Regions from separate parts of the Homo sapiens genome. Here region 2 is linked to region 1. A link is a loop called in an ENCODE intact Hi-C map of the cell type or tissue named here. Cell type or tissue: endothelial cell of umbilical vein. All regions are shown on one strand. Links, peaks and the distances in the headings refer to the core of each region. The heading gives the core; the rest is flanking DNA. Region 1 holds the start of NTRK2 (neurotrophic receptor tyrosine kinase 2). Region 2 overlaps NTRK2 (neurotrophic receptor tyrosine kinase 2).

What was found. Peaks named below come from ENCODE experiments on the same cell type or tissue, not always from the same donor. Only the 100,000 strongest peaks of a DNase experiment are listed, where the experiment ranks them.
Region 2: a loop joins it to region 1, with 6 times the contacts of the local background. A loop is called at or near these places in 6 of 110 quality-filtered maps.

Annotation. Positions count from the first base shown.
Region 1 is chr9:84,659,900-84,676,305 of GRCh38, reverse strand. It overlaps NTRK2 (neurotrophic receptor tyrosine kinase 2), which reads right to left and starts at 6,577. Exons shown (of 19, transcript NM_006180.6): 1 at 6,418-6,577; 2 at 5,346-5,929. The coding sequence starts at 5,557. RefSeq lists a silencer at 7,833-8,052. In endothelial cell of umbilical vein, for the core only: CTCF peaks have their summits at 7,867, 8,441 and 8,641; a DNase peak (open chromatin) is centred at 7,845; H3K4me3 peaks cover 704 bases; H3K27me3 peaks cover 2,569 bases.
Region 2 is chr9:84,773,839-84,790,244 of GRCh38, reverse strand. All of the region lies in intron 12 of NTRK2 (neurotrophic receptor tyrosine kinase 2), which reads right to left. Among named protein-coding and RNA genes, the nearest start is that of NTRK2, 110 kb to the right of the region's middle. In endothelial cell of umbilical vein, for the core only: a CTCF peak has its summit at 8,592 (motif pointing right); a DNase peak (open chromatin) is centred at 7,604; H3K27ac peaks cover 1,114 bases.

The sequences.
Region 1 (16,406 bases), core at 4,558-12,557:
TATCATGCCCTTCCTTCACAGCTGATGTATACACTTCCTTATCTCCGTGACCGAGGCTTCAGGGAACTTCAGAGCCTTGAGAAACTTGTCTGAGCATCAAATCCAAAGCCCTCAGTTTACATGTGACAAGCTGAGGCCCAGAAACATTAAAAGGCTGCTTCAAGATCAGGTAACTGGGTAGTGACTGGGTAGTGGTGACATTGGGATGAAGTTCCAGGTCTCCTGACTTCAGCTTTCCATGATATGCTTTTTTATTTTTATTTTTTGAAACACATAAGGAATAAACTTAGTATCTACACATTGCTTTTCTTTGCAAGATTTTTGTAACTTTGAGCACATTCACTCATCCATCTCCCAGATCAATATTTATAACTTCCCAGTCCTTTGGACACCCCAGAGAGCAAAGTAAGTGGTGAGAAGGCACCCAGTTATATGGGACCTTTACTTTTCTAATGGAGATTGATCAGCAATCAAATGTGAGCTAAAATTATCAGGCCACAGTGGAGCTCAGATCTTTGCCATTTGAGGCTTGAGGTGGGATTTGTTTTAAAATAGCTCAACCAAGTAGACTATAAAAATGATTGATCAACCATAAATAATCCAAGATTCAGGGTTTTTTTTCTTCCCTCTATCTTTCTCTCTCTCTCTCACAAACACACATCAAACAAGTAAAAACTTTGCCATGCTTCAATAGTCTCTCCCCCAAATCCTCCTATTGATTACAGGCATCAGAAGCAACTAAAAATTGGCATTGTTCCAAGGGGCAGGTCTTTCATGTCACATCCTACGCTATAGCTTTTGAACCTACAAGAAACTCTCTAGAGAAGTGGTAAAGTTAGCCAGAGGGATAAGGCCAGTTTATGGTATTCAATAATGGTTTGATAATGTTTTTTTCCCTAGCAGGCAAGATGACCAATGAGTTAAAACTGGATGCACTTGCTTAACACTCAAGGCAAAAAAAAAAAAAAAAAAAAAAAAAAAGGAAAGAAAGAAAGAAAGGAGAAGAGAAAAGAAATTCAATTCCCCTTCCCCAGCTAAACAAAAACACTAGTTTTTATACTCCTATGACCTAGATATAGTCAAAGAGATCATACAGAATATTACTAGGGAGAAAGAGACCTCAACTCTCAGCTGTTCAGCCAACTCTTCAGCTTAGAAAACACCTTTATAAGGGAATATTGAAGCAGACACAAACAGAGGTTTATGGGATAGAAACAGTGAGAGACCTTAAACAGACCTAAACTCCACACTAGGGAACTGGGACCACATTGCTTCAACTTCCCAATACTTGCTTGTAATAACATACAGCCCAGGCTCTTCTCTTAACTCCAGCATTCTGAATTCCCATAAGGAAATATCACTTTTCAGAGAAGAAAAAAATCAAACCCATTTTCCTGTATAAATAATGGGTGATGGAAGGGGAGGTGGAAGAAAGTAGGGTCAAAAGGGTCACAAGGCTTTTCCACTGTTTTACCCAGGGTAACAAAAGTGTCCATATTGCAGAGATTGAAGGTATGAAACTAAAAAGACTCCACACAGTTGTGCCAAGCTGATGTCTGTAAATACCTACACTATGAAGACAGCATGTTCTCAACTCCAGCTTGCAAGTTGTATTAAATAATGAATGATGTAAATTAGACTGCCTTATTCATTAACAAGTCTAGTGTGGCTTATGTAACCGTGCTCCAAATTTAAATACATGGCTCTTAAATGCATATAAGACACAGTCCAAAGTTCTAAAACCCCCAATGGAGGGGCTGAGAAGTAAACATCAGAGTAATAAAAATTGATGCCTTTCACTGAATCTTTGTGAATGCCAGGATTTTTTTTTAAGTACAATTAATTGCAATGGCAAAGCTTATTAAAGTAAGAGGGCCAAAATCAATGTATTAATGACACAACATTACAGCTGCTTAACCAGGCCAACAATAAATTGCACATAGAGTCTGTCATAGGAGAAGCTCCAAATTCTATTTAGGTTGTGCTAAGAGGAAAAATATAAGGCTGTTCTCAAATATTACCCCCAAATCAGAGAATACCACTGGAGAAATTCAAAAAAAAGATCCCTATTAGTCTTCATAAAGCACGTGCAACATAAAAATGCATGCCCTTCCACAGCAACATGGATACACAGAACACTACTGAACTGTAAGATGGTACATTTTAGGTTATGTATTTTTTTTTTACCACAGCTAAAAAAATGCACGACTTCTTTTGACTGTGCCTTTTACCACTTGGGTGAAACAGAACTTGTCCTTTGCAATGCACTTTGGCACTTAATACAACTGGGATTTAAACGGCCAGTTACATAATTCCAACAACAGGCTTCACTCTTGAATTCCATTGCATGTGACATTGGTACTGCGTTTAAATTCATTTTAACACTGCTGTGGTATAACCATTTCCAAATAACAGGAGCTGCCACTTAGCAGTGTGATGTTGAGCAGGCGTGATACATACCTATAGATAGATATTGATCTAGTTATGTCACATTAGTGGGCAAAAAATATAAAACAGGTACTGTGATGGGAAGATTTTTAATAAAATAGGTTCAATGACTCTGAAGACAAAATGTCAGCTTAGCTGAAAGCATGCATGTAAAAACAAAACAAAACAAAAAGATCCTACCTCTTGGTTAATCTACACATTTTTTTTAATGTCCCACTATTTGTGTTCTTAGAACCCTAAGGGCATGATGGTTTAATATATAGATGCTAAAAGATACACCATTTTTGAATGATATGGTAAACCGTTGTTTCAGCAAGTTGTGTGTTGCTAATCACAGTTTATTCACCACATTATTTCTATTTTTAAAAAATAGACGCACGTAACTTCAGCTACATACCACTAAACCAGAACTTTACAACAGGTTATTTTAGGAATACCACTGGGCCTAACAACAAAGTTTTAAAATATGTATAATTTGGTTCCAACTGTAGCTGGTATCCACTGGACAAGAATTTAAAAGCTGTGCAAGCAAATATTAATATGTAAGAAAAAGAACATAGATGGTGTCATATAAGGATGCGAGTGAAACAAGCGCATCCACTGATGTCATTTTTAGGTCAAAAAAGCAGAATTCAAAATAATTATATGGAGTACTTTCCAAAGAAGTATTGTCATACGAGTTACAGACAAAGGCACTGGGGCACAAACTGGCTGGGCTCACACAAAGCTGAGATAGAGCAGAGAAACATACTTTGTCTCAGGACTCACATCTACCCAGCCAGACTAATATTACTAACCTAATTCCCTGTTCTCAACACTTAGCCCTATATACCTCTCCAATCCCACAACCCCAAGAGGTTTTCAAATCAAAAGGGAAAAAAGTTAGAGTAGAAATTAGAAGTGCCACGATTGAATGAATAACTATGACACATGCTTTTGTAAATATTTTTAAAATCTACTTTAAAAAAGCTGAAAATAGGAACCTGCCATCAGATATAAAAGAAGCAACAACAATTGTGAGGACAGATATAAGAAAGCTCTGCTGAAATCAATTGATTTCATATACATCAGGCAGCTAAGATCAGGAAGGTCTGAAATAATAATTTTTTAGATTTAAAGATAGTTTTATTTCCTTTTTCTCAGATCATGGCCTTAAAATTATCAAACAGAAAAACAAAGTGAAAATGATCAGCCCTATCTTCTTTCTTTCTTCATTATATGCATCTATCACCTAAAACAGAATTTTAAAAGCACCACCACACACACACAACAATATCTGACTGTGGAAGGCACTCCCCATAATCTCAAAACAGTCAGAAGCACTCTGAATTCCATATGGCCTTCTCCATCTAACTACTGACACCCCATCTCATGAAAAAGATTCTGACAAAAGGCCACAGACTTTGGACCAGCCTGGTAAGCCTCAACCAGCCCAGTCCAAGACCACCACAGTTGGGGCCCTATCCACCCTTGCTCTCCGCTCTTGGCTCCTGCTCTCCTTGCCAAAAAGATAGAGATCCTAGCACCCTGGACTCAGCCCGACAGTTGGCTGCTCCCGACACATCTCAGCTATGCTAGGCCTGAACATTCCCCTCTGCTCTGCTGTCATTTCCTTTTGCCTGAGGCTTACACCATAAGCATCAGCAGCAGAACAGGCAACAGAGACTAGGAAGGTCTCTTACTTACATTAAAAAACAGGTTATCTTGGTCAACTACGTTGGCAGAAACATGGTTGTATGTTTTCTGTGGAAGGAAAAATGCATGCGCACTCGACAACCGGAAGGCCACAGCCCAAGCCCCACTTTAGGGCTGCCTATCTCAGTATCAAACACAATAAGGAAAACTGGGAGAAACTTTGCCTTACAATCTTCCACGTATACGAATAAAATCTCATGTTAATGAGATGTATGGAATGACAGCATCCTTCAGGAAAAAAATGATAACAATAACAGTCCAGTAGAGGTGACACAGGAATGCTAGAGAAAGGACTGGCAAGTTCTTGCTTGGTGATGCATTTGTCACAAAGCATCAGAAAAGGAGAATAGAAATACACAGTTCTGTTTCTTCAAGCCACAACAAGCTCAAACATTTCCAGGGACACAGAGGTCCAATGCTAAAGCCAGCCTTCATCAGAGTTCTACCCAGTGCTTTATCATCCAACCTAGTCCTGGGAAATTATTCAATGGGCAATTAAGAGTTATAATCCAAGTGGTCTCAAAATCATATCTCTGGGAAGTCAAGTCCAAATTAAATTAGACCAGGCTTTTAGGCTTCCAACTATCATATTTTTTTCTTTTGAGCGAGTGCATTTCAACACTCAGAACTTCTCCTCTTACAGATCATTTTCAAGGCCATCTCTGGATGCCATCTCCTAAGCAAAATCCGATATATAAAATGAAAAGGGAAATTGGTTAACTTAAATCTCAAAAAAGATGTTAAGGGAGAGACTGTCACTTCCCTCAACAGATTTGGGAAAGTTAATTATTTTAACCTCTTTTCTAGTGAATATTAATGGAACTTCTAACACAACATACACACAGCACTTTATGAAACAAAAATGCCCAAAACTAAGTTAGTGCATACTGAAAGCCTAAAGCACACCCAGCAGAGCTTTGAAATATAAAAAGCATAGTGAGTTCCTTCCCACGAGGAATAAATATATAATCGGCATATGTATATCTATATTTGAAACTTATTCTAAAGTGTCACACTTCTCCCTGCACTAGCAGTCCCAAGCCAGTGAAACAGCAGGTAACTGACAGATGACCCTGTCCTGCATCCCTTGTCTTTGACTTCTCCCCACTCTTGGGACAGCATTCACTTCCAGGACCTACCCACCTGGCCAGCTCGGGCCCTAGGGGCAAGGAGAAAAAGGAGGAAAAGCTCCAGGAACTCACATTTCGGTGATGTTCTCAGGATCTACACTGTTAGGCTCCAATCTCGGAAATGCCACGATGCCAGGAGAAGGGTCGCTGCACCAGATCCGAGAGGCACTGCATTTGCAGGACGTGGGACAGGCGAAAGCGGCCCTCCAGAAGCCCACAACCAGCCAGCAGAAGCCCCAGAGCCGCGCCATGGCGGGTCCATGCCACCTTATCCAGGACGACATCCCTAGCAGCCAGTGCCAGCCCGAGTGCCTGTCCCCGCGCTGCACCGGCCGCTTTCCCCCACCCGTGCGGGGAGGCCTTCCCTGCGCTTGCGGCTCTCTTAACTCCTCGGTGCTTGTTGCGGGCGTGCCGAGTCCAGCTTATCAGAGGCTGAGCTGGTCCGGAGCGAAGAGTGTTCCGGCAGGCGGCAGGGTTCACAGTGGCCCCGGCATAGCGAACCGCTTTACAGGGGGGCGCTACCGCTGCTCGGAGCTCCGCGGCGGCCGTCGCTGCATGGCCCGGCGCGCCGGGCACCGACCGGCGGCGCTCCCGGGACTCTCTGGGGCGCAGATTCCTTGTTAGATGCGAATGGGGGTCCGGTATGCACCTCGAGGCTGAGGACAAACAGACACGCGTAAGACTGAGCGTAGGACCCCCAACACCACTAATTGGGGCACTCTCCCTCTCTGCTCGCGTCATCCCCACCCCGACCCCAGCCCGGAGACTGTGGATGGATGAGTGCCCAGCTCCGGCCCAGGAATCAACTTGCCCCGCGATGGCACTGACGCCGCTGGAGCCACCAGTGTGCCCACTCTCTCTTCGAGCCTGAGGCCAAGGGAGGGGAGGTAGGGAAAGGGTCCCCAAGACAGGATTCCATGGTACAGGCCGGGCGAAGGACCCTTTAAAGGGGAATGCGGAGACTGCCGGCGGCTTTGGCTCCGCGACGGGGCCCCCGAATGATGCTGCAGAATCCGCCACGGCCGCTGGGTGCCGGTGGCGCGGGCAGGTGGCGCGGCACGTCCCACCTGGGGAGTAGCCGAGGCCGCCCCAGGGGGAGACAGTGAGGGCCGAGGCGACCGAGGGCACTATCTGCGCTGCTCACCCGGGCTCCGGCGCCTCACGCCCGCCGGCGGCGCCTGGGTCCAGGCTCCTGCTACCGCCGGGGACTGAGCGCGTAGAGCGCGAGCGAAGCAGCCAGCGAGGCTCCTGCTCCAACCCAATTCCGGGAGCCGCCGCCGCCGCCTCTGCTACTGCTGGCGAAGTGACGTGAGGGCTGACGCAGAGCAGGGGCAGAAACTCCAGAAAATTAGTCTGAAATCCAAAAACACACACACGCTCATACACACACAAACCCATAACACCCTCCAGACAAAAGCACCAGGGAGGGGAGGGGAATCTGGGGGCGAGCAGGGAGGAGGGAGGCATCGGTGCCACTGGCCAGAAGCAGACAGCAGCAGCATGTGGGAGTTCACACACGCGCGCACACACGCACACATCCTGGCCGTGTAGACATGCACGCGCGTGCGTGTGTGTGTCTGTGTGTGTGTGTGCATTTACATCCAGGTACCTCTAAGATGAACCGTTCCTCCGTTCGACGCCTCCCGGTCCCTAATTCACACCACAGTCTCTTCTACAATCGCGGTAGAGGCTGTCTCCCTTTTTGAAATGGAAACCGTGCTTGGTTCAGCTCTGAAAAATGCGCTGATTCTTATTATAGGAATCCTCCCTCCCTTCTCCCTCCCCGCGTTCTCCTTTCCCACCCTGCCTAAAAGGGAGGGCAAGCTATCCTAAAAATAAATAAATGTTGTAAACACCAAAACGTGTTCTGCATTGGTAACCAAGGATCACCGCCCCCATTCCGGGCCACCTATTTGGGGATCGGTGGTTTTGGAGGGGCTTCCTGTTGGTGCTTTTGCAGAGGGAAGGGAGTCTCCAAACACAATTCTAGCTCTCTAAGTGGGTCTTTTTCCTGCCGTTTTCTGCCATCACACGCCCGGGAAATAGAGACATGTGAGGGGAAGGGAGCGCGCCTGATGCGTATTCTAAATGCTCGGTGGCCACCCTGGCCTGTCCGATGTGTGGCGCCGCGTCATTTTCTCTCATCCTTTAACCTGACGGGATGTAGCCATTCCCAGATCGTGGATTCACTCCCCGCGATGCCCACCCCCACGTAGGGCATCCCAAGCCCTTGCTCCCCTGCCGTACCTTGCGCGTGTTCATGTGTGCTAGGGTGTGCGCGAACGCGTGCCCTGCGCCCGCGCTGCCCGGAGCACGATATGCATCCAGCTACGAAGAAGCCAGGCGCGGGCAGAGCCTCGGGGTCTCACTAGGGACAAATTAGGCGATCCGGGAGGGTCGGGTGACAAACCGTAACTATTCTGCGGGTGCAGTTAAATGATGGCTGCGGGGCATTTGCAAGCCTTGTCTGAGAATCCGTCTTCCCTTTTGCGGCTCGGAATCTGTTTTTCCGCAGTCATTTAAAAGAGAACGGGGAAAATACACCGCAGTGCCTGACACTTCCGAGGGCTCTGGTGCCCCCGCGCGGGGAGAGAGCGCCCGGCACGCTCCGGAGCACCAGCCCATGGCCCGGGTCGCGGCGGGCACAGCGCTGGGGGCGCGCTCTGGCGCCAGATGCGCAACCAGCGGCGCCCGACGCCTGCGCGTCCCTGCCCGGCCGGTGCGCGGCTCTCCTGGCCTCGCCGAGCTCCTGCCCGGGGGAAAAAGGCGGGCAATCCTTCTCTCTCGAGAGAGCAATGGGTTGGAGTCTCGTTCAAAATATAGTAATAGTCACTGATCTACCCGCAGAGTTTGGGGATGGGAAGGATCAAGAAACCGAACGTTAGAGTGAATGCTCGGATCTAGGCCAAGCGTTAAATATTACGAAGGGAACGTAAAACATCTATTGGGGCTTTTTTGTACAGATCCTGGGCGCTGAGTGTAACCGCGGGAATTCTTGGACAGCACCCAAAAATCTTGCTGCAGGTCCCGAAAGCAAGGCCAGCAGGTCTATCTCACCACTGTCACTCGGCTGTAACACACATCGAGTGGTGAACGGCCAGGCTGAAGTTTACTCCTGAGCTGCGCCTCTATTCTCTACTAGGTGAGGACGCGCCAAGGAAGAGACGCCAAGGGCAAAAATGACCTGGTCTCAGACGCACGTAAAACTCCGCCTGTCTTGTCAGTGAACCTTAAGCGGAGAAGCCCCTGAGGAACACTTGGGGAAGGAAGGAGTGTGTGCGTAATCACCCACATTTCTCTCACACTCCCATACTCTGAGCCCATTTTTCTAAGAAACGGCCCATTTTCGCCCTAGTGGCTGCAGCATGTCAATGCGGTATGGAGAATAGGCAGTCTTACGGTGGTTTGTACACCAGAAGAGTCTAATTATGTTGGAATATTTGTAGAGTTTCTATTAGAGTAAATATATGCTACTATTATAGTTGGATTCTAAATATATTCCACTATCTCCCACTTAAAATTAGGATTTGCGGTCCTACTTCTAATCACCCTACTTCTGCTCTACTATTTCAACCATAGCAGTTTGTCCTTTGGACAGATAATTTACTTATTATATATATTTTTAAAATTTCTCCCAGAAGAATGTACACTCCATGAAGGCAGGGATTTTTATCTATTTTATTCATTGATATCTCTCAAGGACATAGTAGGTGTTAAAATATATGTGTATTTTTAATGAATAAATAAAATAAAATAAAGGAGATCTCACTTTCTTAACCTCTAAGTCTGCAAGAACCTGGATAATTCCCCCAGACACGCTCCTTCTCACCTTCACAATTTCAAATCTTCCTTGCGTTCTGAGTGCTCCTAGCACTGCTTAAAACCTTGCCTTACTTTCTGTCTCATTTAGTAGCCAGATAGGCTTCAGTACTGGGCCAGAGAGGGCCTCCCACTTATTCATGCTAGTAACTGAACACCTCCATGGACAGTGTCTAGAACACACTGGTGATCAGTAGCTATTTCTTAACTGATAGAATTGTGGATCTACCTCGATTTTAAGACCTATAAGATATGTCCCAGAGATCACTTCAAGGATTCTCAGATCACACCTTTGTAAGAGATGATGAACATTTTTCAGATGAACAATATAGAGATGACTTTTTTCTAGATCCCTTGAATGCAGGCATAGAAATTAAGTGCTGCAGGTTCCTACCTGCACTGAACCATGATGTACCTAGAGCAATGTTTCTCAAACTCTTTTGACCATGATCCACAATAAGAAATGCCTTTTATATCACAACCCAATGAACACATACATAAAGGCATATACTAACTAAAAAAGAAGTGTCATAATACAAAACTTACTTACCCTTAGTACATAAACTAATATATCCTTTTCTCTTCTACACCATTTCATTTCTGAATGCATGTAATAACTCAATACATTGATTTTAACATCCAATACTGAGTTGTAAAAAAATAAGCAAGAATACTGCCAACTTCTGATTAAAATGGAGTAATAGGGAACGGATTTGTTCTCTCAATCATATGACCAAAACACTGAACAAAATATATTAAAGTTAAGACAATGGATATAAGACAATGAAGGTCATCGTTCAGAGAGAAGGAACCCAGGCAGAGGCCATCTACCTAAGTTGAGGAGACTAGCTCAAGAGAAATCAAGGAGTGCAGAGTTCACAAGACAGAGTAGCAAAGAGAAGAGTATTGCCCAGAAAGAACTATGGACATCTGCAGAGGGTTCCTCTCAAGTATTCAGCATAGTGCTGATTGACACATGCAGGTAATAAAGCTACCTGAGGCCAGAGAAAGAAGCACGCAAAAGATTAAAGCGAATAGAGTTAAAACAAATCAAAAGGAAAATGTAAAACACTATGTATCAGAATTTGTGTGATACAACTAAAGCAGTTTTTAGAGGGAATTTTATAGCACTAAATTCCTGTATCAGGAAAGAAGAAAGATCTCTAACCAATGACCTCAGCTTCCACCTTAAGAAATCAGAGGGAAAAAAAGAACAAATTAAACACGAGGTAAGCAGAAGAGAAGAAATAATACAGAGCAGAGTGGAAAATAATGAAATAGAAAACATAAAACCAATAGAGAAAATTAATTAAATCAAGAGCTGGTTCTTTGTGAAGATCAATAAAAACAGCTAGTCCAACTGATCAGAAATAAAAAAGAGAAAACACAAAGGACCAATAACAGTAATGAGAGCAATTAAAACACTGAATATTTCATAGATATTAAATACTATGGATATATTGTGAACAACTTTATGCAAATAAATTTAACAACTTAAATGTAATGAACATATTCTATGAGAGATAAAAAGCCAATGAAACTCACTATAGAAGAAACAGATTACCTAAATAATCCTATATCTATTGTAAAACTTGAATGTCTGGTTTAAAACTTTCCACAAAGAAAACTCCACTCCCAGATGGCTTCATTGGTGAATTCTACAAAACAATGAAGGAAAAAGAATACCAATTTCATACACACTCTTCTAGAAAAATGAAGAGGAAGAAATACTTTCCAATTCATTTTATGAGGCCAGCATTACCTTGATACTGATATACAAAAACATTACAAGAAAAGAAAACAACAGTTCCTATTAATGTCAGTGCTAACATTCTAAGCAAAATTTCAGTAAATTGATTTCAACAATACATCGCACATCCAAAAACATCATGAGTAAGTGGAGTTTGTCTCATGAATCCAAGTTGATCTCATGGGGGCAGAGGGTTGACCTCATGGAGGCAGAGGGAGAATGAGGGTTACCAGAGTCTAGAAAGTGTAGTGGGGGTAGGGGATGTTTTTCCAAAAAGCAGTTAAAAGACAAGGAAATCCACTTTCACCATTTCTACTCAATATTGCATTGAAGATTTTAGTTAGTTCAATAAGTCAAAAAAAGAGAAATAAAAGGTATTCAGATTGGAAAAGAAGAATTAGACTGTTCTTTTTTAAAACATACAACGTTGAGTCCTGTATAGAAAATTTAATAGAATCTATGAAAAAGCTACTTATACTAATAAATGAATTATCAAGTTTGCATAATACAAGATAACTATTTACAAATCAGATATATTTCTATATACTAGCAACAATCATGAATTAATTTTTTAAAAACTACAAATTACAATAGCCAATCAAAAATACAAAATACTTAGAATTAAAGCACAGCCCATAAATAGAAAAACATAGATACATTGGATTTTATAAAGATTAACAATTTCTGCTTTTCAACAGATACCACTAATAGAATGAAAAAAAATGCCACAAAATGTAAGAAATATCTGAACATTTGATAAAGTCATATCAGAGTATATAAAGAACTCTCAAAACTGAATAATAATAAACAACATTTTAAAAGTGTGTAAATGTGTTGAACATATACTTTACCAAAGAAAATATGCAGTTGGCATGTAAGCACATGAAAAGATGCTCAACAGCATTAGTCATTGAGGAAATGCAAATTAAAACCACAATGAGATAGCTACACACTAATTGGAATGGCTAAAAATTTATTTATTTATTTATTTATTTAATTTATTTTTGAGATGGAGTCTCACTCTTTTGCCCAGGCCCGAGTGCAGTGGGGCAATCTCGGCTCACTGCAAGCTCCGCCTCCTGGGTTCACACCATTCTCCTGCCTCAGCCTCCCACGTAGCTGGGACTACAGGCATCCGCCACCGCACCCGGGCTAATTTTTTGTATTTTTAGTAAAGACCGGGTTTCACCGTGTTAGCCAGGATGGTCTCAATCTGCTGACCTCGTGATCCACCCATGGAATGGCTACAATTTTTAAAAACTGACCATACCAAGTGTTGACCAGAATGTGGAGCAACTGGAACTCTCATACACTGCTACTGGGAGTGTAAAATTGTATGGCCACTTTGGAAATGCAGAAGTTTCTTCAAAAGTTAAACGTATACTTACCAGGTGATCCAACCATTCTACTTCTATATACTTACCTAAAAGAAAGGAAAGCATATGTCCATACAAAGACTTGAACGTGAGTGTTCATAGCAGCTTTATCTTTATATGTAAAAACTGTAATAATCCAAATATTCATTGACAGGCGAATGAATACACAGATTGTGGCATACCCATACAACAGAATGCTACTCAGCAATGAAAAGAAATGAACAAAGCTTGCAGTCATATGCATGAATCTCAAAATAATTATGCTAAGTGAAAACATCAGATAAAAAGGAGTACATACTGTATGGGATCATAAAACTCAAGAAAATGCAACAAAAATGCAAAAAAAAAGTGCAAACAAATAGATTGTGACAGAAAATAACTCAGTGACTGCTGGCGAGGAAAGAGAGAAGTAGGCAGGGAGGAGCCAGAGGGAGCAATGACAAAGGACACAAGGAAACTTTATGATGATGGATGGATTGTGGTGATGGTTTCGATCTGATCAACTTATTAAATGTTTAGCTTATTAGCAATTATACCTCCATAAAGTTGTTTCTAAAAACAAAAGAGAAATGCTGACCTAGATCCTCCAATCATCAACTTCTTGTTCTGCTGGAGTTCCTTTAGAACCTCCAATTTTAGAATGCTATTATAAAGTTTGGAGATTTTTAAATAAACTCAGATTCTGTAATGTTCTAGTTTTAGAAGTACCTACTCTGTAATTTCTTTTACACTTTGAAAAAGTCTGGGGAAACCATAATTTAATAAATAGAAGACACAGTGGCCCATACCTAAAAATAGGACCTGAATGTCCATTAATAGTGGAACAAGTCAATAAATTATAATACAGTCACGTGTCCCATTATGATGCTTCCATCGACAATAGACTACATATACCATGGTGGGCCCATAAGATTATAATGGAGCTGAAAATTTTCTATCTTCTAGTGACATTGTAGCCATTTTAATATTGTAGTGCAAGGGATTACTCACCTGTTTGTGGTTAACATTGGAGTAAACAAACTTACTACACTGTCATTTGTATAAAAGTATAGTGTGTAAAATTATGTATAGTACATCTATAATTGTTGATAATGATAATAAATGACTATGTTACTGGTTTATGTATTTACTATACTTTAGCTTTTGTTGTTACTTTATAGTGTACTCCTTCTAATTTTTTTTGTTGTTTGTTTATTTGTTTGTTTTTTGAGACCGAGTCTCACTCTGTTGCCCAGGCTGGAGTGCAGTGGCCCATCTCAGCTCACTGCAACCTCCGCCTCCCGGGTTCAAGCGATTCCTCTGCCTCAGCCTCCCGAATAGCTGGGATTACAGGTGCGTGCTACCACACCTGGCTAATTTTTTGCATTTTAGTAGAGATGGGGTTTCACCGTGTTAGCCAGGATGGTCTTGATCTCCTGATCTCATGATCTGCCTGCCTCGGCCTCCCAAAGTGCTGGGATTATAGGTGTGAGCCACCATGTTTAGTGCCTTCTACTTACTAAAAAAAGAAGTCAACTGTAAAACCGCCTCAGGCAGATCCTTCAGGAAGTATTCCAGCAGAAAGCATTATCATCATCAGAGATGACATGAATGTTATTGCCCCTGAAGATCTTCCAGTGGGACAAGATGTGGAGTGGAAGACAGTGATATTGATGATCCTGACCCTCTCTAGGCTGAGGCTAATGTAGATGTTTGTGTGTTCGTTTTTAACAAAAAAGGTTTAAAAAATGATACATTTTAAAAATAGAAAAAAGCTTACAGAATAAGAATATAAAGAAAGCAAATATTTTTGTATAGCTGTACAAAAATGTATTTGTGTTTTAATCTAAGTGTTATTACAAAAGAGTCAAAAAGTTAAAAAATTAGAAAATGTATAAAGTAAAACAGAGGAAGCTAAGGTTAATATATTATTGTAGGAAAATGTTTTGTAAATGTAATGTAGCCTAAGTGTACAGTGTTTATAGGGTCTATAGTGGTGCACAGTAATGTCTTAGGCCCTCATATCCATTCACCACTCACTCACTGACTCACCCAGAACAACTTCCAGTCCTGCAAGCTCCATTCATGGTAAATGCCCTTTACAGGAGTACCATTTTTTATTTTTATACTCTCTTTTTACCGCACCTTTTCTGTGCTTAGATACGCACAATTGTGCCATAATTACTTATTATATTCAGTACAGCAACGTAGTGTACAGGTTTGTATCCTGGAAACAATAGGCCATAATGTATACTTGAGGTGTATAGTAGACTCTACCACCTAAGTTTGTGTAAGTGTACTCTGTGATGTTCACACAACGACAAAATCACCTGACATCTTTCTCAGAATGTGTCTCCATCATTAAGTGAATACAGATCTGTACTTCTATTCTTTACATCAGTACATGCCTAATTAAAGATGAGTTTTATAGGGCCGGGTGTGGTGGCTCATGCCTGTAGTCCCAGCACCTTGGGAGGCTGAGGCAGGCAGACCACGAGGTCAGGAGTTTGAGACCAGTCTGGCCAGCATGGAGAAACCCCGTCTCTACTAAAAATATATAATTAGCTGGGGATGGTGGCAGGCACCTGTAATCCCAGCTGCTCAGGAAGCTGAGGCAGGAGAATCGCTTGAAACCAGAAGGCAGAGGTTGCAGTGAGCCGAGATCGCACCACTGTACTCCAGCCTGGGCAACAAGAGCAAAACTCAGTCTCAAAAAAAAAAAAAAAAGAAAAAAAGAGTTTCATATAGATTGACTTGGAGGCATATCCACAATATATTAATAATGCATCTCACATGACAATATGTAGTCTGAGCCTACAAAGAAAGCCAGTATTTGTGAATATGTTTTGTTTGACTATGGAGAAAAACAGAGAAGTATTTACACCAAATCACGACATTAGTAACTTAGAGGAAATAGAGAGGTAGTTTGAGGTAAGAGGAGAAAAGACCAGGAAACCTGTGAATACTTATTTGGAACTTACAGCCTCCTTACCCATACCATGCCTAATTTTCCTCTTTGCGTTGCCTCTTCCCCTTTAGATCCGGTGTTATCCTATTTCTAGAGTCCTTCCCGTCAGTGGAAGGAACAGAATCTACAAGCATGTTCACAATCCAAATAATGTTCATCATCAGACACTTCATTTTCCCAAGAATGTCTGTATTTTAGTGGAGGACACTGGGAAAAAGATGTAATCCAAAGGAATTTCAGGTACCATGGCAACCATAAAAGAGGGAGTATTTGAGCATGGAGGACTCAACACAGGTCACATGGAACCAAAGGCTGATATTCATGATTAGCACCACACTTGCTCCCTGTCACCCCAACATCCTCTTTTGAAGTTTATACAGTTTCCTACTGTTTTCTACCTAACATCCTCCAACTCTGAGTAAAGGTCTCACTTTTCCCCACCTCTGCCTAAGATGGTCTGTGAACTGTATGCTACCTGGTCACTCTGAACCACAGCCAAACCCAAGGTTTCATCCCACTTCCTTTCTTCTCTGTGTCCAAATCTTCCACTTTTGTACTTTTAGTCATACACAGCACATACTAAGTCAACACAGACTTATAAAGTTTTTATGAACACCTAAAAGGAAGAGCATATGGAGAAAATTCAACAGAGCCTCAGAAAACTGGAGTCACGGGCATGTGGGTGATCCTTAAATCTAAGTTGCAGGCCATCCATCTGACGAGGTTTCGTGGTCAGCTCCGGATTATTTTCTTAGTTCATGTTGGTAGTCTAGGTCAATACCCATACCTGCTCCCGTGTTGTCCTGTTTTGTCAAGGTTTAACTATTATGGCTTAATCAATTACTTAATCCTGTTAATTGTCCCACAACCCCAGTGTCCATTCTCCCATTCTTCTCTTGAGTAATAGAACACTTGATCGCACCCAGTCAACAACTATATTTCCCAACTTCTTTTGAAGTAAAGGTGTGGCCATTTGACTAAGTTTTTACCAGAGAATTTAAGTGGAGGTGATGTGTACAATTTCAATATTATTTCTTTAGAAGAAAGTTATTTCTTTCCATTTCTTCTTGTCTTTCCTTTCTGCAGACTGGGAAGTCTATTACAGTACCACATCACAAAAGAACTTCAGTTGTTACAAAGAAGTTTACTTATGCTTCAATGAACAAGTATAGTATGATGTTTCAGTGCTACTCTGCCCATATTTATTGTGACAGTCAAGTGTTCCCAGTTCAACGCAATTG
Region 2 (16,406 bases), core at 5,481-13,480, 110 kb before region 1:
TACTTAAAAGGTAATGACAAATAAAAGGCTTTAGGCACTTCATTTTTTTAAACTAAACGTTTGCTTGACTTCATTTTTCTGACTAAAAGTGTTCTCTGAGAGAGTACTGGCATATAGACCACTTAGATTCCCAGACCAAGAGTCTGTCTATGCACTGAGGAGGATGTCCGTACTAAAAAATGTCCCTTCTCAAATCACCTCCCTTCATCACCAGTCAATACCATAGAGTTTGGAATGTAGACAGGAGAATAAGTGGAACATTTGAACGAAAATCCAGCGAGAAGGTATCTTGTAAAAGGCAAATGTATTGCCCAGGAGGAATAGAATGTCATATCCCCTACATCCACTACATTGCCACCCTAGCACTTAAGCTGTTTAGTTACCAATCACCAAATAAGGCTCTGAGAAAAGAGCAGGAAATGCTCTTATGGGTAGGAAGATAGAAAAGGGATCAGAAAGCTTAGGGTTAAGGTAGATTTGACTGACAATCTCTGCGGCCAGAGGGCAAAAAAGGGCACCAGAGAGAGGGGCTAAGGGAGAATGGATAAGGCTGCAGAGACGCATATAGTGAAACATGTGCAGCATCAGGAAAATCCAGTTCTTCTGGATTTAGGTCTGCTATTTACTCCAGGCTGATTTTAACAAGTCCATGGGTCACGCTGGGCCTCAGCTTCCCCAAGGAAGCTGTCCTAGGCAGCCTTGGACTCCCCTTTCCAGGTCTAACATTCAAACTTGTCTTTCTTTGCTAACCAAACCTTGAGCCTCGGTGTTTTCCGCTGGTGGACAGGTAGGCAGCTGCCTCTGAGGGCCAGGTCAGCAGAGCACATTCTGCCTTCCAACTCTTGAAGGCAAAGGCTCTGGACAATTGGCTCTGGGCTCTCAAGATCTGGAGCAGATACAATTAATTCAGTACACCTCACCGAGGCTTCTGGCTGTTCCCCAGCAGCTCAGCCATTTCACAACCTGCTTGAATTGAGGCCAATCTGTGGTGTTATCATCTCTTCCAGCCATACCTGAGGACAGGCAGTAGCCTCTCTGTGTGTCCCTGTTAGCCTCACTGTTTCTTCTCTCCCCCTGCGTGCCATTGAATGAGAGGCAGATACCTCAGCTCTTGGCAAATCAGAACCTAGCTGTTCTTCAACTTGGTTTGAGAGCTGGCTTTTCTGCTTTGCCACTCCTCTGAAATACCCTCTCAATGGCCACCACAAAGCCCTTAAAAGCAATTTCTCAATGGCTTTTTCTCTATGCCCTTCCCAGCTAACAAGCGGAAGCTTTGGCTCTGGTGAGCACGCAGCAGAGCCAAAGTAGAGGATGCGCTACTTACCTCTAGGCTAATGACTTCCTAATGGATGGGTGTGGGCTGTGTTCTAATTCCTTGTTTCTCACTGCCTGGGAGGTAGCCACCTGGTCTGGGAGGAGTGGAACCCTGCACCAAACTCAAGGTAGCTCGCAAAGCTGAGGAAGCCCTCTTCTACCTAACATCCACTTTAGGCCCATCCCAGGCCACCTCTCGAATTCCCCCACCCACTCTGCCATTTGCTCCCCCTCCTCATGCATGCTGTGTCTCCATCATCCAGGACGCTGTTCCCACAGAACACCCCACCTTGAGCTCATCCCACACACTCAAACCTCTGCACAGAATTTCCTGTCCCACTGTTCTGCCTGGGAGACTCTTGGCCTCTACATCCAAGTTCAAGTGGCTTCTTCTACATAAAGCAAGCTCTGGTCTCTAGGACTGGGGTGGAAGAGCCCCCATCTGAACCCCTCAGATAGACATTGATGACACAACATGTCACATTGCCCTCTGATGTTTGCTTTTCAGCAAACTCACCAGGTGCTTCTCAAAGATGACCTTCTCCTCTCTATAGTCCCAGCACTTAGCTCATGTTTGAGAAATGACAGGCTGGTTCAATGACTCTGATCTGCATCTACTGAATTTATACTTTTTTGTTAATTTCATTTTCATTTTCCTCCTATTTTCCCAATTTTTAAAATTTCATTTTCATGTCCCTACTAAGTATAACTATTCTCCATGAGTCACTTTGCTTTGGATCGCCAAGATCAATAATTACAACGTAATAACATAATGATGATCGTGATGATGATAATATACTTATTGGATGTTACTCTTATGCTTATTATGTACCATAGTAATACCTGATACATGGCACAAACCATATGCCAAGCTTTTTAGCTTTCTTCTAAGTGCTTATCATATATTAATTCATTTAATCCTCATAATAGCCTTATAAGTAGCATTGTGATTATGCCCTTTTAGAGGTGCGAAACTGAGGCACAGAAAGGTGAATAACATGACCAAGGCCACAGATTTGGTAAATGCTGGAGCTAGCATTCAAACTCGAGAAGTCTGTCTCCATAGTCCTGCTCTTCACTGGTAAGTTAGATCACCTCTCCATACACTATATTGCCCACCATACCAAGGGATTTATAGATAGTCCCTTATTTAATCCTCACAACAACTCTATACAGTAGGAGCTATTATTATCACCATTTATTTTTGCAATTGAAGAAATACTTATTTTGCTTTGAGATATTAAGAAATTCACCATAGGTCACATAGCTAATAAGGTGAACATTAGAACTGAAAATGAGGGTTTTGCCTGACTTCTAATATTTGAGAAGATGAGATGAGAAAGAATATAGAGAGTTTACTAAGACACCTCCATTGACAGAGTCATTACTGTTTATGCAGCAGCATTTCGCCATGACCTGGTACCCTGAATAAGTGAGGGATCAGTTCATGTCATCCTAATTTTATGGATGAATAAAGAGCCAGTGATTAACTCAGTCTAGAACCCATGTCCCCCGGGTCTAGAGTCTACTGAGTTGACCTTGTTTAGTTGTCTCTGTTGCTACCCAGGAGATTATTTTGTGCCTGTTTTTTGTTTGTTTGTTTGTTTGTTTTGTTTGTTTGTTTGTTTGTTTTAGACGGAGTTTTCCTCTTGTCGCCCAGGCTGGAGTGCAGTGGTGTGATCTCAGCTCACTGCAACCTCCACCTCCCAAGTTCAAGCGATTCTCCTGCCTCAGCCTCCCACGTAGCTGGGATTATAGGTGCCTGCCACCACGCCTGGCCAATTTTTGTATTTTTAGTAGAGACGGGGTTTCACCATGTTGGTCAGGCTGATCTTGAACTCCTGACCTCTGGTGATCCATCCGCCTCCACCTCCCAAAGTGCTGGGATTATAGGTGTGAGCCACCGCGCCCACCTGACTGGTCATTTTTTTTAATCTGCATTGTCTTTGATAGCACCATTTCAAGCTTCCAAAAGTCTAACCAGCAGAGAAACAGAATGGCTTCTTTCTTGGTTCAAGGACAATAAAATGTCAATTTAAAAAGATGAAAATCGAGAGTGGATTTTCGACATATTTTTCAGGATCACTCATGCAAAATTCTTTGTAGTAGAGCTGCCACCTTCACTCTTACATGTCCACAGTTTCTCAAAGCAAAAAATGAGTTTGCAAGCACACACACGTGGTGGCCACTGGGAGCGGTAAGTCCATAATTCAAACATGTGCAACATAAAGCCTTCCTCTGAACCAAGATTTTTTCCCACTGAACCTATTTAAGTTTTAAGATAATACTTTTCTTTTCGTAGGGTTTTTGTTTTTCCCCCTTAAGTATTATTAGGCTAAAATAATTAAAAGATGTCTACTGAGATAAAGAAAACAACATATCCTATTTTGGAGAAAAACAGCAAAAAGGAACCAGAAGTAGAGACAGATGGATCAAAATAACAACAAGAACAAAGAGAAATGAATAATTAAAATAAATAATAATCTTGAAGATCGCTGCAAATTTGTAAGCCTAGGCTTGGATCCTGGTATTGCCACTCACCCCCTACACACAGGTGAGGCCAGGTAGGTTACTGCACCTCTTCGTATCTCAGTCTCATTGTTTAACTCATGAGGTTGTTTAGGGTATTACATGGGATAATGCATGCAAAGTGCATGGAAACATGCTTAGAAACAAGCAAGTGCTCCATAAATAATAGCAATAATTGTTGTGATGGTTATTCTAAGGAACACACATAAATTTTACCAACTTGATTAAGCTTCAGGGGACTGTGGGAATGTGAGGCTCAGATGAGATGGGATTGGCAGGGATCAGCATAAGGGACTGCAGGCTCATACAGTGGCTGAATGTGCTCTGGTTTCCTTGGTTTTATACAAAGGCATGGGCGACTTTTGGAATTCCCAGGTCATGTTGCCAAAGGATTTCTCAGTTCCTTTCACACTGAGGTTGCAATAAATTCTGGTGCACACTGCCTGGGGAGAGGCTCTGATAGCATGGCGCTTGTGTGCAAGTCACCAGCTTGGCTGGGAATGAAAGAACCTCAGTTCATCCTTTGTCCACAATGACTAGCCATCCCTGACTCTCAAAATTTATGTTTTAAGAAGAGTTAGTCCCACAACTCTTCTTAAATACCTCCCAAGAACAGTTTTCAAATGTAGTGTGAGTTATTAAAGAATGAATAAAAATCTCATAGGAAGAAATAAGGTGCAGTACACAATTAAAAATCATGCCCATAAACACTGTGTAATTAGGGACTTCTCAAACTGGAAGATTCTACAGGCCAATATTTTCGAGGCACAACTTGAAACTAATTCCTCCATAAAAGTATCTCAATAGCATGAGCCAAGAGTAATCTTTCTCTATGAACTCCCACTGCAATGCATCTGCCCTTCTTCTGGAAAATGAGTTATACGAGCTCTTGATCCACGGAAGCCACTTGACTGCAAGGGCTACTATTTATTTTGCCTTATAACCACACTTCTTTCTCCACATGTACATATAGCAGGCTCACCTCAAACATGTAATGTGAATAGTAAATACATTCATCAGATTTAGAATATAGATCCTCTGTCTTCCAACTATCATGGGTGATCAAAATAGCCAGACTGGTACAGCCTATTTCAGCAAATAGTTGGTTTTTACCTATGACGCAAGTTTTGGTTTTGAATTTACCATTCCTGTTGTTTAAGGGCCTGTGTGATGGAGGGTGGGAGGAGGAGTGAGGAACAATCCTTTAAAGGACTTCTGTGATATGATTTGCATTTTTAAATCACTGCTAACATCATCTGTTCAGAGGTCTCAGGGGAAGTACAATAAGAGGATAAAGAAGGTGCTTTCTCTAGTGAAATGCATGAACTTGAATTAAATAGAATTTATGACTCTCTGGTTTCTCTCTGTAGTTCCCAACCTCCTAGAGAAAATGAATTCTACTGTATAAATGGGTTCACCAAAAACACTTTATAAATGTTCAGTTCTCAAGGAAACTAAATTGCGAGAAGAAAAAAACACTCACTAAGGATATAAATAAACCCCCTAAGGACTTATTTTTCCCTATTGATCTAAATTAAAATGTTAATAACTCAGATGGATGGTTTTCTAGTATTTTGACTTGTACTGGCTATTAGACACTTTTGTCATCATATGTGGGCATGAATTAGTTGACCAACATTAATTTATTAAACATCTTCTGCCCTCACCCCCTCAGGAGATGTCACTAAAGGGAACAGAGTCCTTAGCTGGCACCTTGCATGTGTGTACCACTAAATAAGTATTTGTTGAGTGTGCAGCATGTGAATGAAGAGTTTTAAATAAGCACAGAGAAAATCGATGTCTGAATGGAGGTCCTCTGTCTCTCCTTTCTTCATACACGTACCCAAATGTACACAGGCACACTCATGTGTCCTCAAAGAGTGACTATCAAACTCTACCCCTGTAACATGCATAATCTAATTTCACTTCCACCACAGCACCATGAAGAAAGAGTACCATTCCCATTGTCCAGAAGATGGAAAGCCAGCAAAGAAAGGTGAGGACTGGAACTAGAGTTAACAATAACATACAGTTTCAAATAGCTGGGAGGAAGATATTGAACATTCCCACTATGAAGAAATGATAAATATTTGAGATGATGGATATGCTGATCTGATCACTATGCATTATTTGTATCACGCATCACTATGTATCTCATAAATATGCACAATTATTATTTCTCAATTTAAAAAATTTAAAGACAGGTGAGACTATTGGAGGTCATACAACTAGTAACCGGCAGTGCTAGGTTTTGAACTCAGACTCATCTGACTCCCCTCTGCCTTTCCCTCAGGCCATACAGCTTCTTTCAACCTTGCTGCCTTTGCCCACAACATTTTTGGGATTCATTTTCTAATCTTACCTTTACAGCCTGCTAATATTAGACTGAGTTATTTGAACTTGATCTAACCCAGTGGCAGTCCCACCTCCCATCACACCCCAGTCTTCCAACCTCCATCTCCTCATGCTGCCAAGTCTTCTTTCTATAGCATACACTTAATTAGGGTACTCCTCCATGCGAAGTCTTTGGGATAAATTCTGTCCATACTGTCAACTCCCTAGCCCCCTTCATGCCCTGCCCCCACAACCCAGCAGTCTCTTCTCCCAATTCTCTACCCCCGTTCTCTGCTCAAGCCAAACCAGACTCCTAGCAAATGTATGAATGCCACACATTTTCTTACACTTTCACATCTTGGGACATAAAATTTCTACCTGGAATCCATCCCTCTCTCTTCTCCATGCTCTTTCCCCAACTCTCACACTCTGCAAATCCCAAAGCCTCCTTCAATGCCCATCTCTGAGGACCATTTTCTAGGCACCTTTCAAACTCTATTTAAAGTATCCACTGACTTCACATTTTCCCTCCAAAGTGTCATTCCCTGGGAAATAGGACCATCTAACCCAATGCCTGATACAGACACATATCTGAAAGTGAATAAAATTAAGTTGAAATCCCTGACAGTAGATACTAACCCTTCAGGGATGAATCTGACTCAGGAAATGTCTGAGAATTATTCAGAGCCAAGTCAAGTAAAGAACGTGAGTGATCAAGCTGGGTAACCCTGTTTAGAGTCCAAAACCATTTCAACAAAATATACATTGCAATACAGACACAAAAATGTGATACAGATACAAAAATACATTGTGATAAAGAGCACTGTCAAGAAGGGAAAGTCAATCCCTAGACACACAAAATGTCCCTTCACAGGTCACCCTTCACAGTTCTTCTAAATAAACATCTGTGAGAGGCAATGTCATTAAGAGCATTTGTTGCATTATATTTTAGGGGTCTCTCATGCTGGGAGGTGGGACAGCGAGAGGACATTCACAGTAGGAGAACAGCCTATTTCTTATCAAAGAAACAAGTTCTGGAATATCTACTGGAAGCTTCAGTAGTTTCTCTTGATCTCTCATATGTGAGAAGTATTGTATATTACACTTCTTACATTTGGGGAAGTCAAGCCCCATTTCCCACCCACTTCAGGACATAAGCCACGGATAACATAAGATTAAGCATCGTGACTTGATGAAAGGTACTGGTTTAAGAAGAATTTCTAAAGAACTGAGTTCCCACCCAGCCATTAACATATCTCTAAGTCCTTTCAAGTTAATAGACAACTTCAGCCTGAACCGTTATACTCCAGAGTGCAATCTCTCACAAATGCTGAGGTAAAGAAACGTCACTGCCTCGGAAAATGTGGCACTTGGTGATATGACAAGTACAATGGTATTTATCAGCCATATCCACGGCTTAATGGACATGAGCCATATCTGAAAAGGGAAAGGGTGATTCAGCCCATTAAGTATGCAGAACATCAGCTTTCAATACAAGATGGCTCTTGATTATTTGTTTTTTTCATTTCCAAAGGCTCCATCCAAGTGGGAAAATTGCAGAGGCAGAAAAAATACCACAGCTTTTCTGCTAGAGCGACAGCCACAGCAAAGCTAGGTATGACGGGGCAGAGGGGAGAGCCGCAGAACGTGCCAGCAACCTCTGCTTCTTCACAGTTCCGTTTCCTATAGAGGGGATACAGCCTCATACTTCACTTTTGCTTTTCCCTTTTCCTGCTTCCTTTTAAATGGTTTTCCAAAGTTTTCTGAGAATTAGATTTCAAGTATGTTCAGATTAGAAATTTCCAAAATAAAGCTTTCTATAAAAACATGAGTCCTGGCAAGCTCACATGCCTGGCTTGGTAAGCATTCCCTATGGAACCAGAGATGGATTGTCTGGCAGTTAACGAGACAAACAACATAAAGTTGTCATTGGTGAAGCTTAAATCCCAAAACCTGCTCCTCTCACCCACTGACGTGTTTGTTTGTGGGTGTGTGTGTTTGTGTGTGTGTGTGTGTGTGTGTGTGTGTGTTTTCTTGGAGGCCATCTTATAATCCTTTAAGCAATTCTCTCTTATACAACTATTTAGTTTTAGAACACCCTCCAAGGTATTATTGAAAATTCCTCCATTAAAAAATCGTTACGAAGAGCCTTGATATAAATGACTTTACTAGCTAAGAGATTCCCAAGCTGAAAAGAAAGACGCTAGAGAAATTGCCATAATAAGGGTTTAGTTAGTTCCTTGTTGAATGTTTTGACCCTCCCAATTTGATGTTATCTTCTATTTACTGCATTTAAATGAAGTATAGACTTAAAAAACTAAAGACACTCTCTAAGCTATGTCAATTATATGCCTACATTGTTCCATCATTACACTTGATATGCTTGTTCTTGTTGTCTGTGGGCCCCCCAAATCAGTGCAAATATTTGCCACTGTTTCCACCAGGGGGCATTCATCTCATTGAAAATAGGTATTGTTTTTAACCGGCAAAGTTAAGAATGTTATACTGAAATGACTAAAATACATTATTTATTAATCTCAAAATTCACATTTTCAACGGGAAGCAAAAAAGGCTAGGTCTTTAATGGGTAATTCTTGAATTAGATGTTTGTATATATGAAAAGTTATTATATGAGTAAGAAAAAAGTATACTTATGATCTGAAAAGTATGATATACCAGAGAATGTTATGAACTCTTAAGAAGCGTCAACAAAACATATACATAAAAACACTCAGCTGTAAGTAGAAATTAATTTTAGAGGTGGTGTTCAGTTGTATGTTCTCCTAAGACATCCTAAAAGTACTAAGACTCCTACAGAGGCAGGAATTGCCCTTTTTCAAAATGCCAGTTTCTCAAAACTCCTATCACCTTTCTTCTGACTGAACCACACAGTTACTTTGTACACATAAGGTTTGGACACCGGAACATACAAACAAGGCTGGCCTTCTCTGCAAAAGTTATGAAGAGAGGAAGAAAAGACAATGGAACATACAAAGACTGCACATTTACCCTTTTGCACCCTGAACCCTGACAGTCTTTTGTATAAAAAAAATTAGTGTGATGTTATAACAAAAAAAAGACTCAAATATAGAATTCCTGACAGAATATTTATCAGAACCATACCTTTTTTCTTTTACTTCCCAAGAAAATATCACAAAGTCTGCCATACCCCTGAAATTATCACTGACCCATCCAAGCCAGAAAACTTCATAGCTCATAGCTTTCTTTTAGAGAGGAAAAAACATCCACCTATGTTTCCATGTATAACCATCTAATATACTAGCTCTTAACTGAGACCTAATCAAGTAGGAACTATGGACCAGTGAGGTCTAGCACCATTCGCTACCCCTGATGGTAGCTTTGAAGGTGTCTCTTTCTCTTTTTACACAGTACCCATGTTAGTATATGAAATGGAAGTGTACACAGAGGGAATCACAGACTCTTAAGGTAAAGTTGCGCAGAGCTGGACCTTGGTATTCCCCTAAGTTTGAACTTCTGCTCCCATCTCACTGCTTGTGCATCTGCCTACGTTGATTTAGGGACTGGCCTGACTAAAACAGAGAAGCTGAACCGGGCAAGATCCCCATCTCCACAACCTATTACAAAATATGTGGAAGTCCGGGAGGTGGATGGTTATTTCATTAGATATTTTGCTTATGTGTTCCATTAAGGCAGGGGTCAGCAAACCTTTTCTGTGAAGGGCCAGAGAGTAAACATTTTAGGTTTTCTGAGACATAAGGTCTCTGTCACAGCTACTCAACTCTGCTGCTGTACCATGAAAGCAGCCATAGATAATCCATAAATGAATGAATGGGGCTGTATTCCAATAAAACTTTATTTACAAAAACAAACAACTGGTCAGATTGAGCCTGGGGTTCATAGTATGACAACTGTTTTAAGGGGATAGCTCAGGTTTTTTTTCTTCCCTTGTACTGGTGGAACTCTAACACGTAGCTCAGACCAAATGTTCCCTAATGGCAAGAGTGTTAATAATCAAAACCAGATTTTTAAGGAAAAAAAAAACCGCAGAGTCCCATTATAATGCCTTATTTTCTAATCATAAAGGCTAGCTGCCAGAAATGCTAACCTGACCCACTAGTGGTGTGGGTTGTTAATGCTGGACGTGTTGGTGGTCCAGAGTATCTTGGTTCCCTTTTAGCATTTCTACCATTTGTTTACTCTTATCAGAAGTAAACAGGAATACAGAAGGAGGCTTCTCCAGAGAGAAAGTCCAGCATGGAATTAAGATTTCAGATCTGACACGTTGAGAAAAGTTCTTCAAACTTGCTCACTCTTTTCTGATCTAATTAAATGCCTCACCTTCTTGATCTTGAACAGTTGAGGAGAAACAATATCATCAGCACACAGCTAAGCCTTTAAACAACCCACAACTACTGTGATGTTCTTGTGTCAGTGTCAAAAAAACAAAAAAAGGTGCAGCAACCCTACGGCATGACATAGCACACCCTCCTCAGAGAATTCTGCCCCTTTTGCAGAACAAGAAAACTCTTTTGAAGCTAATTTGTCTCAGTGTGTCTAGACAAAAATTTGGGACAGACAATACAAAGCCCTCTTTTAAGATTCACTTCTATTTTTGCCTTCACCACAAAAGAAAAGATGAGGGGGTTGGAAACTGATCTCTGCAACATGGCATATGAGTTCTTTGCAATTTGGCCTTAGCCTCAACAGCAAATCTATGTGTTCCATCTCTTTGCTTGTTAATGCATTTGCTTTATGCAGGAGAACAAGCCCCCTTGGACGTGGGTGTGTTTTATAAAAAGAAAAGAAAAAAAAAGTCAAGTGGTAATGGAAGCTCTAAATCAATGTCACCAGGCTTCCAATGGCATTCATGTAGAGCCTTCAGAATGAGCACCTATGTTTGGTGGATTTTTATTATTATTATTGCTTGTTGTTTATTTTTACTCTTGTCCATGTGCCCAGAGACCTTGGCAAGATAAGCATTTTATAAATCTGATAAATAAGTAATTGAAGCCTTCTAATCAATATTACCCAAGGGAGAGGGAAGGAGGCACTCAAATCTGCATTAAAGTCGAGGTCCTCCCTTCTGTTAAATGCTGGGAGAAGAAAAGACCAGCCTGTTAAGGCTATGAAAAGGGCATCTCACTGGGGTGGGCTAAGTGCAGCAAGTTTGCTCTCTCCACATATCCCTCAACATTGAGGAGGGAGAGGACACAGCAGAGAAGAAATCAGTCCACTGTATCAAACTCCACATGACAGGCACGGACACACCAGAAGATAGGGACATTGCACGGTGTCCGTGAAGGCACAGTCCACCAGCGGGAACTGCACAGTTCAGGCAGGAGGGAGGCTTACTCATCATGAGCTTCACTGAAGCTGCAGTGTGTGGGCCACTGTTATATTCTCTGGGAAAATGTTGCTGTCAACACAGCAATAGAGCCCTCCAGAGAGGGACTTTACAGAATCGACAGCCAAACTGAGCCCAGAGGGAATTCCAGGGTAAGTCTCTTGAAGAGGCACAAAGCCTCATTAGTGCAGAGAAGATTTACCATGATCTCAGTCCAACCAACGATGCAGGCACCTTGTGTCCAAAGTTGTAATTCACTACGGTTCTACATATAACCCAAGTATAAGGAATCATCACTGGTTGGTTAAGTCTGAATAACCTCCTGCTTCTCTAAAAATATCAGTGACAATCAGACTGCACCTACAGGCCCTTCCATAGGAGAGAAATAAGCTGAGCTGGTGGCCAATTTATTTAAAGGAAGCAAATCAGCTAGTTAAACCCACAATTTAAGGAAGGCTTTGTTTTTGTTTTTGTTTATTTAGACAGGGTCTTAATCTGTCACCCAGGATGGAGTACAGTGGTATGATCTCGGCTCTCTGCAACCTCTGCCTCCCAGGCTCAAGCGATTCTCTCACCCCAGTCCCCTAAGTAGCTGGGACGACAGGTGCCCGCCACCACTCTGGGCTAATTTTTGTAACTTTTTGTAGGGACAGCGCTTTGTCATTTTGCCCAGGCTGGTCTCGAACTCCTGAGCTCAAGCAGTCCACCCGCTTCTGCCTCCCAAAATGTTGACATTACAGGCGTGAGCCACTGCACCAGACAGGAAAGCTTTTTCGAAAAATCAAATTGCACTGTTGAAACGAACTTCAAAAGATCATGTAGGCTGTCATCCTACCTTAAGGTAAATCTAGCTTGAATCACCGGGGGCAAAGAGAACATATATTATTTTAAAAGGTCTTGCAAAAAAGAGTTTCTACAAACAAACCTCTTGCATGATCAAACTACCTTTACTGTCGAAAAATTGCTAATTATGACTGTTTTGCAATGGCTTGCTAGAGACAGCTCGTACTTCTTTGTCTAATTTTCAGGACTTTTTTGAGCTGGCTGACTTCATGGTGGGAATGTTTACACCGCGGAAATCAGCAAACATTACAAATTAGGACCCCAACCCCACTGTATCCTTGAGTACTAGTTCCTGAACATTTCTCAGCATACTATTGTCATATGCTGTGTAAAACTATTCGTTTTTCCTTCTCCAAACTCTCTTGTTCTTTGAGAGCTGAGAAACACTCTGAGTCAAAGAAGAAATCTGTTCTACAATATTTCTGAAAGTTTCAGGCTCTTTGTGGACACCCAGAGCAAAGGGAAATTAACTGTTTTGCATGATAACCCATTTAGGGACAACAAGACTACTGTATTAGAAAATGATTATTAACCCCAATTTATCTCTGCTTTTCTTCCTACTACTATTTTCCAATCTTGTAAACATCCGTTAGAGTTTCTCCAGAGTTCTCTGAACGGTGTCACATCTCTCATCTTGAGAATAAGAGGAGGTTCTGTACTAAAATGGGACAACCAACACTAGGAAGAGCTACCAGTGACTCTACTATTTATGATGCACAACCCCACTTGTTTCCTTTCTATAACTTCTCTTTTCCTGTAAGGGGCTTAACTGAATGCCCAGACTGGAAGTTTCCCCTCAAAGTTTCTGATAGAAACAACCATGAGTACAATCTAGGTATTAGGAAATATATCTTCCATGGCCACCAGAAAATATTTATTGGTCCTAAAACCCAATGATAAAGATGTTCTAATACCTATTAGGAGGAGACAGTTCTCTCTAGCACTTCTGTATATCTCACAAAGAAAGGTACTGACTGCCCTTTGTTTTGGATTATCTTTTCAAAGATGTTTGTATAGTGAACAGCCTTCCAAAATAAAGTGTCTCCAAAACAAAGAGCAGGCATAATTACTGTCCATTTTAAAAGATTCAGATTCCCTAAATTCAGGGTTCCTCTCCTATAACACAATCCAGAGAATGTGCAGGCATCCATTGGGTCCCACCTGCCTCACACTCATGGGGTTTTGGAAGAGAGAATTGATACAAATATGCTGTTCATGCCACATGCTGTGTAAAAGTAATAGAGTCCTCTGTCTCTGACCCCAAAATCTCATGTCTTCTGCCATCATCTATGAAATCATGGCAGGCTAACTTGTTAGCTTGAAAGTAGGGTAAGATCTTAGACATTTCATAGTTTTTAATAAAGCTTTTAAGAAACAGGCCAGACATGGTGGCTCACACCTGTAATCCCAGCACATTGGGAAGCCAAGGTGGGCGGATCACTTGAGGTCAGGAGTTCGACACCAGCCTGGCCAACATGGTGAAACTCCATCTCTACTAAAAATATAAAAATTAGCTGGGTGTGGTGGCACATGCCTGTAATCTCAGCTACTCAGGAGACTGAGGCATAAGAATCGCTTGAACCTGGGAGGCAGAGGTTGCAGTGAGCTGAGATCATGCTGCTGCACTCCAGCCTGGGCGACAGAGTGAGACTCTGTCTCAAAAGAAAAAATAAATAAATAAATAACAAAGCTTTTAAACAGTCTGTATCTATATTTATATTTATATTTATATCTATATCTATCTCTCTACCTACCTATCTATCCATCTAGTTGGATAGATAGACAGGTACCAACTGTGTGCCTCAGAGATGCTTTATAGATACTCTCTTAGGTAATAATGTAGAAAACAGCCCACAATGAAGTTTCTAAGATGAAAAGTGCAGAGCTGTTGCACTCTGTCAAAGATATAAATGTGCAACTGGGAAAAATGGGCATGAACAAAACGAAGACTGGCCTTAATGTTTTTTGTGTACTCTAGATCAGGGCTTCTCAAATTTTAAAGAGCATATAAATCACCTGAGAATTTCATTAAAATTCAGATTTGAATTCAGTAGGTCTGGGATGAGGCCCCAGATCTGTATTTTGAAAAAGTTCCTAAGTGATATTGGTCCAAGGACCACATTTTGAGAGCAAGGGTCTAACAGCAACTAAATATAAACTGTATACATATTGTCACTCTTATATCTGCATAAACTATAAAATGTTTAATAAAAATATCCATAACAACCCAGGAAGTCCATTTAAATATCTGATTAGGAATATATGCATATTTATAAGAGAAAAATATCAATATTGATTATAAATTTGTCTTGATTCCAAATTATATACACATTCTATTCAAAGAACCAAGAGCAAAAGAAATATGCAGGAGAAGCCCGTCCTAGGTTACGCCAAGAGTCTGTGGACTGTAGCAAGCAATAAACCAGGCAAATTACAATCTTTATGGTTTATGTTGCTGGCAATATCTCTGGCTAAGCAAATGCTGATGGGCTAAGCATAACAGGGAAAATAATATGTGAGCATAAGACAGACTCTGAAAAAAAATAAATGTGCTGCAGGGAAAAACACACTGGGCTGGGAGTCAAGAGGCTGGAGTTGTCCCCGCTCTGTCACCTCCTTGCTGTGGGAGCCAAGGAAAGCAGATTCAATTCTCTCTGGGCAATGAGGGAGAGGAGCAGGTGCCTCTAGGCCCAGGCCCTATGCCACCTCTCAGCTCCCACATCTTGGTGTTAGGGCTTGGTCACCTGCACAGACGGCCTCTCTCAGCCTCATGGACCATTATTTAAGACTGTCATCAGCCCAAAGAGATTAATCTTTCTATCTCATCTTATATACTTAGGGAAACATTTGTGTACCAATTTGAAAAGCACAAGAAAGAAGGCTCGGAAATAAAAGAAAAACTGACAAGGTATTTTAGAATTTTATTGTGAAATATTTGAGTACCTCCTGTGTCCCTTTTCCTTCCACCACTGTCTTTTTTTCTTTTTGTCTTCTTTTTTCCTTCCTAACCTCTCTCTCTTCATCCTCTCTCTACCAAAATTACAACTGGGGAGACAGTAAGGTGTATGTCATTATTCCATGCGCTAGTTTCTCATTATGTTAGTGACTATTTCTTTTGAAAAGATTTCTGTGGTTAAATACACTTTGTGAATCTGGTTTAAATAGAATTAAAAGATTCCTATGGACCCTATAATATGCTGACGCAGAATGTGTTTCTCCAAGACGGGCTATGGAAAGCTCCATTTGCTACACTGGACTACAGAAACCAGCCTTTTCCCCAATGCTAGTGTTCTAAGGGATCCACTTTGAGAATGACAGCTCCAGCACTAAGATTTTGGATTCTGGAAATGAGCTGTGTGTTGAAATCAGTACCACCTGGAACAGCCTTGCAGCTTTGGGCAAGTCACATAACCTCTCTGAGCCTCCAGTTCTTTATGTGCAGAAAGGGTCAATGACATCTACCAAATGTTTCCATGGATAAAACTAAGCGAGACAAAGTACATGAAGTGCCAGACATGGAGACCCCTCTCCATCCTGTCTGTTGAGATTCAGAAGTGAGGTCAATCTGTGTCCCTTGAAAACTGGCCGGGGCAGCATCCATCTCACTGAAAACCACTCTTGGAGACAAGGCCATTGGCCCTCGTTTCTGACTTTGTCCATGTTTCAGAACTCAATATGGGTCCAGTCCCCTCCATTGAAGCCTGAATATCCCCTCCCAGTGACTGCCCAGCAGTCTGGGTATGTTTGCCATCTCAATAGATGACATTTGCCAAATGAATGAGGGAGAGAAAGAAAATATTTAGACAGAGAGGGTCACAGGAGAATAAACAAAGGAAGAAATGAAACCAGGCCATAGGGGAGGGCAGGAAGGCACAGTAGTTAGGACATGACTGTCCTGAGGCAGACTTGACGTTAGGAGCCACAAACCTTGGCAGATCAGCAAAATCTCCCTGAGTCTCAATGTCCTCAGTTACAAAACGAAGATGATGATGCATATCTCACAGAGACATGTTGAGGAGTTGAGAGATTGTATGCATAAAGCACTTAGCACAAAACCAAG